Regions from separate parts of the Homo sapiens genome. Here region 1 is linked to region 2. The links are chromatin contacts, found by Hi-C or POLR2A ChIA-PET in ENCODE. All regions are on one chromosome and are shown on one strand. The core of a region is the stretch at or near the end of the contact, and the rest is flanking DNA. Distances in the headings are between cores, read along the strand shown.

What was found. Hi-C counts contacts between places; a loop is a spot of excess contacts on that map. ChIA-PET counts read pairs that join two places held with the same protein, here RNA polymerase II (POLR2A). Pooled maps may share reads with other maps.
Region 1: a map of cardiac septum shows a loop between it and region 2 (2.2-fold over the local background). The contact joins two enhancer-like sites. A Hi-C loop is called at or near these places in 3 of 168 maps with a recorded cell type or tissue (Right ventricle myocardium inferior, cardiac septum and heart right ventricle) and 2 of 50 pooled maps. POLR2A ChIA-PET finds 5 or more read pairs at or near these places in 2 of 52 experiments (MCF 10A and SK-N-SH).

The regions. Positions count from the first base shown.
Region 1 is chr5:31,774,186-31,777,152 of GRCh38, reverse strand. All of the region lies in intron 1 of PDZD2 (PDZ domain containing 2), which reads right to left. Among named protein-coding and RNA genes, the nearest start is that of PDZD2, 140 kb to the right of the region's middle. Within about 2 kb of position 1,717, at least 4 of the 41 ENCODE cell types and tissues checked have a DNase peak (open chromatin) inside an H3K27ac peak, as active enhancers do; they include heart right ventricle, where a contact is called at or near this core.
Region 2 is chr5:31,690,811-31,694,155 of GRCh38, reverse strand. All of the region lies in intron 1 of PDZD2 (PDZ domain containing 2), which reads right to left. Among named protein-coding and RNA genes, the nearest start is that of PDZD2, 53 kb to the right of the region's middle. Within about 2 kb of position 1,436, at least 5 of the 41 ENCODE cell types and tissues checked have a DNase peak (open chromatin) inside an H3K27ac peak, as active enhancers do; they include heart right ventricle, where a contact is called at or near this core.

The sequences.
Region 1 (2,967 bases), core at 468-2,967, 83 kb before region 2:
CTGCCCCGCGAGCGCCAGTGCACAGCCCCGGTTCCTGGCCGCACCTCTCCCTCCACACCTCCCAGCAAGCAGAGGGAGCCGGCTCCAGGCTCGGCCAGCCCAGAGAGGGGCTCCCACAGTGCAGCGGTGGGCTGAAGGGCTCCTCAAGTGTGGCCAGAGCGAACGCCTGAGGCCGAGGAGGTGCTGAGAGTGAGTGAGGGCCGCCAGCACGTTGTCACCCCTCACTAGCATTTTGGGAGGCCAAGGCAGGCAGATCACCTGAGACCAGGGATTCAAGACCAGCCTGGCCAACATGGTGAAACCCTGTCTCTACCAAGAATACAAAAAAAAAATTAACCAAGCAGGGTAGGGTGGCGTGCATCTGCAGTCCCAGCTACTCGGGAAGCTGAGGCAGGAGAATAGCTTGAACCTAGGAGGTGGAGGTTACAGTGAGCCAAGACTGCACTACTGCACTCCAGCCTGGGCGACAGAGCAAGACTCCGTCTCAAAATAAATAAATAAATAAATAAATAAATAAATAAATAAAATAAAAAATAAGGCCAGGCGTGGTGGTTCATGCCTGTAATCTCAGCACTTTGGGAGGATGAAGCAGGCAGATCACGAGGTCAGGAGTTCGAGACCAGCCTGGCCAACATAAGTAACCTGTCTCTACTAAAAATGAATAAATAAATAAATAAATAAATAAATAAATAAATAAATAAAATAAAAACACAATGTATGGGGAGTAGGGTAGGGACCCGAAAGGATGTCTGTGCACTGAGTGAGACCACAGGGCAGGGAGGCAGTTGGAGGACTGTTCCTCATAGCTCAGATGGGATCCAGTGACTGCCTGGATAGGGGAGTGGCAATGGGATGGTGGGGGAAGGGGCTGGCATCTTGGACAATTTCAGAGGCACAGTTAACTGGTCTTGGTGACCACTTGGAATGAGGTTAGTGGGGAAGGGGATAGAGAAGAGGAGGAGTCCAAGATGACCTAGGGAACGGCAGAGACCTAGGGGCTCCGCCAGTGAAGGCCCCTTATTCACACAGGCCTTGTCCTTTGCCTCTTACACTCCAGGAATCTGAGCTTGGCACTCTTGTCAGGACTCCAAACCAGACTTCTTGCCTTTCTGTTCCATTGGCTAGCTTCAGACCTAGTGGGAATGGCCAAGGCTTTCCTTCTTACTGTGACAGTGGACTGCCCCTCCCCCATGTCCACCTAACGCATGCTGGCCACACTCATGAAGCCTTAGTCAAAAACTCCCCATCTAAATCCACAGGGCCCGGGAGAGCCAGGTTTGTTACCGGAAGCTCACAAAGCTCAGCCTCTTTTAAAGCAATTAAAAGCCCAGTGTGGGAGACCTTTGGCACCAAGTTTTTCCACCTACTAGGCTCTCAGCACAGATCTAACAGTCCACCAGCGTTGGAAGGCCAACACGTTACCCTGGAGCCAAGTGGGAGATGACTACACACACACACACACACACACACACACACACACACACACACGCTCTGTGAGTGCAGCTCTCCACTCCCTCTTCCCCTTCCAATTTCCCAAAGCTCCCATTCAACAAGGAAAACATGGATCTGATTATGAGGTTTGACTTGGGCCAAACAGTTGCAGCCCTACTCTCATCAGGCAGACTGGAGTAGGGACAAATTTCCATCAGAAAGGCCAAGGGAAATGAGTGACAAGTATAGAACTGAGCTGGCTGGGCCAAGGAGAAGGAGCTGCAAAGGAGAAAATTGTCTCTATTACGTCAAATCCGTCCTCAGATAATGAACTGCCAAGCCGCCACATGCTTCTGCAGCATCACATTAATCTTTTTTTTTTTTTCAATTACATCTCTATTCCAGCCACCTAATAAAAAAGTGTGGATCCACTCCCCACTCAGACAAGGATCTATGGAACATGAGAAACAGGCAAATTCTAACTAGAGGACAGTATTTACAATCGGTTCCAGATTCCCAAAGGAAAACAATTTTGACTCAAATAAGTAATTTGAGAAAGACAACTTTTGAAAAGTTTAGGCATGAAGACGTTTGTACTATAGCGTGAGGAAGAAAGGCTAATTAGAAAACAAAATGTAGTTGGCAGCCTGCTGGAGTTGGCTCTCGATGTTTCCCAAGAGCTGATTGTTAAAATTTCAGGAAGTTTGCAAGCTGGTTGACATCATGTTGATACTTTGAAACCAGCCATGGTGGGAGTGTTTACACCACAGAAATTGGCAAATGCTACAAATCAGGATGGCCCCTCCCTGCCAGCCATTTGTTAAACATTTAACAGCACACTAAGGAGTATGATCCCTTTCCATTTTTAAAGTTCTATTTATATACACATTGGTGTATGTGTAAAAAGTCAGGAAGTAAAATAGCTAAAACATTAAAACACTAACTGTTTTCATTCTGGGTGGTAAGACTAACAAGCAGTTTTTTGGTTTTTGTTTTTTTTTTGAGAGGGAGTTTTGCTCTTGTTTCACAGGCTGGAGTGCAAAGGTGGTGTGATCTTGGCTCACTGCAACCTCTGCCTCCCAGGTTCAAGCGATTCTCCTACCTCAGCCTCCCAAATAGCTGGGATTACAGGCGTGCACCACCACACCCGGCTACTTTTTTTGTATTTTTAGTCGAGATAGGGTTTCACCATGTTGGTCAGGCTGGTCTCGAACTCCTGACCTCACGTGATCTGCCTGCCTCAGTCTCCCAAAGTGCTGTGATTACAGGTATGAGCCACCACACCTAGCCACTAACAAGTAGTTTTTATCTTCTTTGTTTTCTTTTTTCTACAGTGAACCTGTATTCTCTGCACAATGATCAACTTTTTGGCAAAGGGGGTGGTTTCTTTCCCTTCTGAGCTCTGATTCACACCTTTCCTCATCTTTCTTTTATCTACTCCTGCCCTGGCCTCCCAGGTTTTTACCCTCTGTGTAGGGTGGTGCTCAAATCTGAACTACCCACCTACCCACAGGTCAAGTAGAACTCTGGGAAATA
Region 2 (3,345 bases), core at 187-2,686:
GCCTCCCAAAGTGCTGGGATTGCCACCGCACCCGGCCTACAAGCACTGTTTTGTTCCTGACATTCTAAATGCTAACATGATTACGAAGCATTTTATTTAGGAGTGGCGTACATTCTACCATTGTCTTTAAAAACAATATTCAATCCTGGGCAGTTATGACGCAGTTAATGATGATCCATTTCAAAAAGGGCTTTGACATATGAAATCCCTTTTGCTCCTCCTCAGCCTGGGAAGCAGGAAGGAGTTAGTTCTCTCATGTCTCATTTTCCAGGTGAGAAATCTGAAATTCAGCATTTAAGCAACTTCCTCAAAGTTTTCTGACCATAAGGGCAGAGCTGGCACTAGAATCCAAGTCTCCCAGCTCCTGAATAGAGACTGACGGTCCCTTCATTAACTACATATGGGGAATATGCCAGCGAACTGGAGAGCAATTTCCTCCCAGTTACATCTAAACTTTGCTAACAAAGTAACTCCTGGCTTCAAGCTGATCTCTGGAAGCCACGAGTGCACACAGACACTTTGGGCTTGACTCTGAGCTCCCTGCTGGGGATGACAGGAGACTGTACAGCCCCAAAGCTTCATCACTGAAGGAGACAGAAAAAAAAAAGTGCTTTTCGGCCAGGCGCGGTAGCTCACGCCTATAATCCCAGCACTTTGGAAGGCCGAGGTGGGCAGATCACGAGGTCAGGAGTTCCGGACCAGCCTGGCCAATATGATGACACCCCGTCTTTACTAAAAATACAGAAATTAGCCTGGTGTGGTGGTGCACACCTGTAGTCCCAGCTACTCAGGAGGCTGAGACCGAAGAATCGCTTAAATCCGGGAGGCGGAGGTTGCAGTGAGCCGAGATCGTACCACTGCACTTCAGCCTGGGCAACAGAGTGAGACTCCGTCTCAAAAAAAAAAAAAAAAAAAGTGCTTTCCCACTATCCTCCTGCCCCCACCCCCAGACTGTCCTCTTTTCCCTGTCCTCCCACCCCCACACCCAGACTCTTCACCACTCTTAGCTCCGAGCTTGCAGAGGCCCCAGAAACCTCACATCCAATCATGAGCAGCGCAGCAGGCCCCTGCCAGGCTGCGTCCTTCCAATCAGGGACTTCACTTTGCACACCAAGGTCCTTGCCAGATCCAAACGCTCCCTCTTCCCAGCCTGAAGTTAGAAAACAAACAAGCCGCTTAACCTAAGCCAAGCAGCAGCCATAACAACAGCAGCATTCACAGCTGAGCAGGAACGCCGGCCCTCATGGTGGTCTGGGAAAGACGCCGATTCCCCTGACCCGGACAGAGGCTGCGGGTCCTCCCGGAGGCCTGGACAGCAGCCGGCAGCCAGTTGGATGCGATCACTGGATCATGAGCTGCATCACAGCTCCTCTCAGGTGCTGGCAACGGGCCCTGGCCTGCCCTGCATGTACAAGAAGGCCTGTTGGAAATATCATCATGCTTGAGCCCTCACACTGTCCACGTCCCTCAGCTGGCCTAGGAATGGCACAATGCCTCTGTGTCCTGGCTGCCGTGAGCTGGTCCAAGGGCCTGACAATGCTGGAGACAGAAGGTCATGAGGATGTCAGAGCTAGGGAAGCAGGGGACTGTCCAGAAGGCAAGGGAAGGGTTGGAAAATGAGTCAGGCTGAGAGGTGACAGCCTGCTGGCAGCCCTCACAGCCCTCGCTCGCTCTCGGCACCTCCTCTGCCTGGGCTCCCACTTTGGCGGCACTTGAGGAGCCCTTCAGCCCGCCGCTACACTGTGGGAGCCCCTTTCTGGGCTGGCCAAGGCCGGAGCTAGCTCCCTCAGCTTTCAGGGAGGTTTGGAGGGAGAGGCGCGGGCGGGAACCGGGGCCGCGCCCGGTGCTTGCGGGCCAGCGCAAGTTCCGAGTGGGCGTAGGCTCCGCGGACCCCGCACTCGCCCGGCCGGCCCCACCGGCCCCGGGCAGTGAGAAGCTTAGCACCTGGGCCAGCAGCTGCTGTGCTCAATTTCTCGCCGGGCCTTAGCTGCCTTCCCGCGAGCAGGGCTCGGGACCTGCAGCCCGCCATGCCTGAGCCTCCCCTCCACTCCGTGGGCTCCTGTGCCACCCGAGCCTCCCCAATGAGCGCCACCCCGTGCTCCACTGCGCCCAGTCCCATCGACCACCCAAGGGCTGAGGAATGCGGGTGCAGGGCACAGGACTGGCAGGCAGCTCCACCTGCAGCCCTGGTGTGGGATCCACTGGGTGAAGCCAGCTGGGCTCCTGAGTCTGGTGGGGACGTGGAGAACCTTTATGTCTAGCTAAGGGATTCTAAATACACCAATCAGCACTCTGTATCTAGCTCAAGGTTTGTAAACACACCAATCAGCACCCTGTGTCTAGCTCAGGGTTTGTGAATGCACCAATCCACATTCCCTATCTAGTACTCTGGTGGGGCCTTGGAGAACCTTTGTGTCAACACTCTGTATCTAGCTAATCTGATGGGGACATGGAGAACCTTTGTGTCTAGCTCAGGGATTGTAAATGCTCCAATCAGTGCCCTGTCAAAACAGACCACTGGGCTCTACCAATCAGCAGGGGCCAGATAAGAGAATAAAAGCAGGTGGCGCCAGATAAGAGAATAAAAGCAGGTGGCGCCAGATAAGAGAATAAAAGCAGGTGGCGCCAGATAAGAGAATAAAAGCAGGTGGCGCCAGATAAGAGAATAAAAGCAGGTGGCGCCAGGTAAGAGAATAAAAGCAGGCTGCCCCAGCCAGCAGTGGCAACCTGTTCGGGCCCCCTTCCACTCTACGGGAGCTTTGTTCTTTCGCTCTGTGCAATAAATCTTGCTACTGCTCACTCTTTGGGTCCACACTGCCTTTATGAGCTGTAACACTCACCGCGAAGGTCTGCAGCTTCACTCCTGAAGCCAGCGAGACCACGAGCCCACCGGGAGGAACGAACAACTCCAGACGCGCCGCCTTAAGAGCTGTAACACTCACCGCGAAGGTCTGCAGCTTCACTCCTGAGCCAGCGACACCACGAACCCACCAGAAGGAAGAAACTCCGAATGCATCCGAACGTCAGAAGGAACAAACTCAGGACATGCCAACTTTAAGAACTGTAACACTCACCATGAGGGTCCGCGGCTTCATTCTTGAAGTCAGTGAGACCAAGAACCCACCAATTCTGGACACAAGGCCAGAGCCTAGGCTCCTCTGTGGTGCCACTGCTGTCCATGCCCTACACTCCTGCTAGACTCGCCCGTACTTTTTACTGCTTTGTGTTGGTATTGGCAGTGGCATCATGGTCATCATCATCATCATCATGGGTAGCATTCACTGAGTGTAGTGGGCTGGACAGTGGCCCCCCAAAAAAATATGTTTGCATCCTAATTCCCAGAAC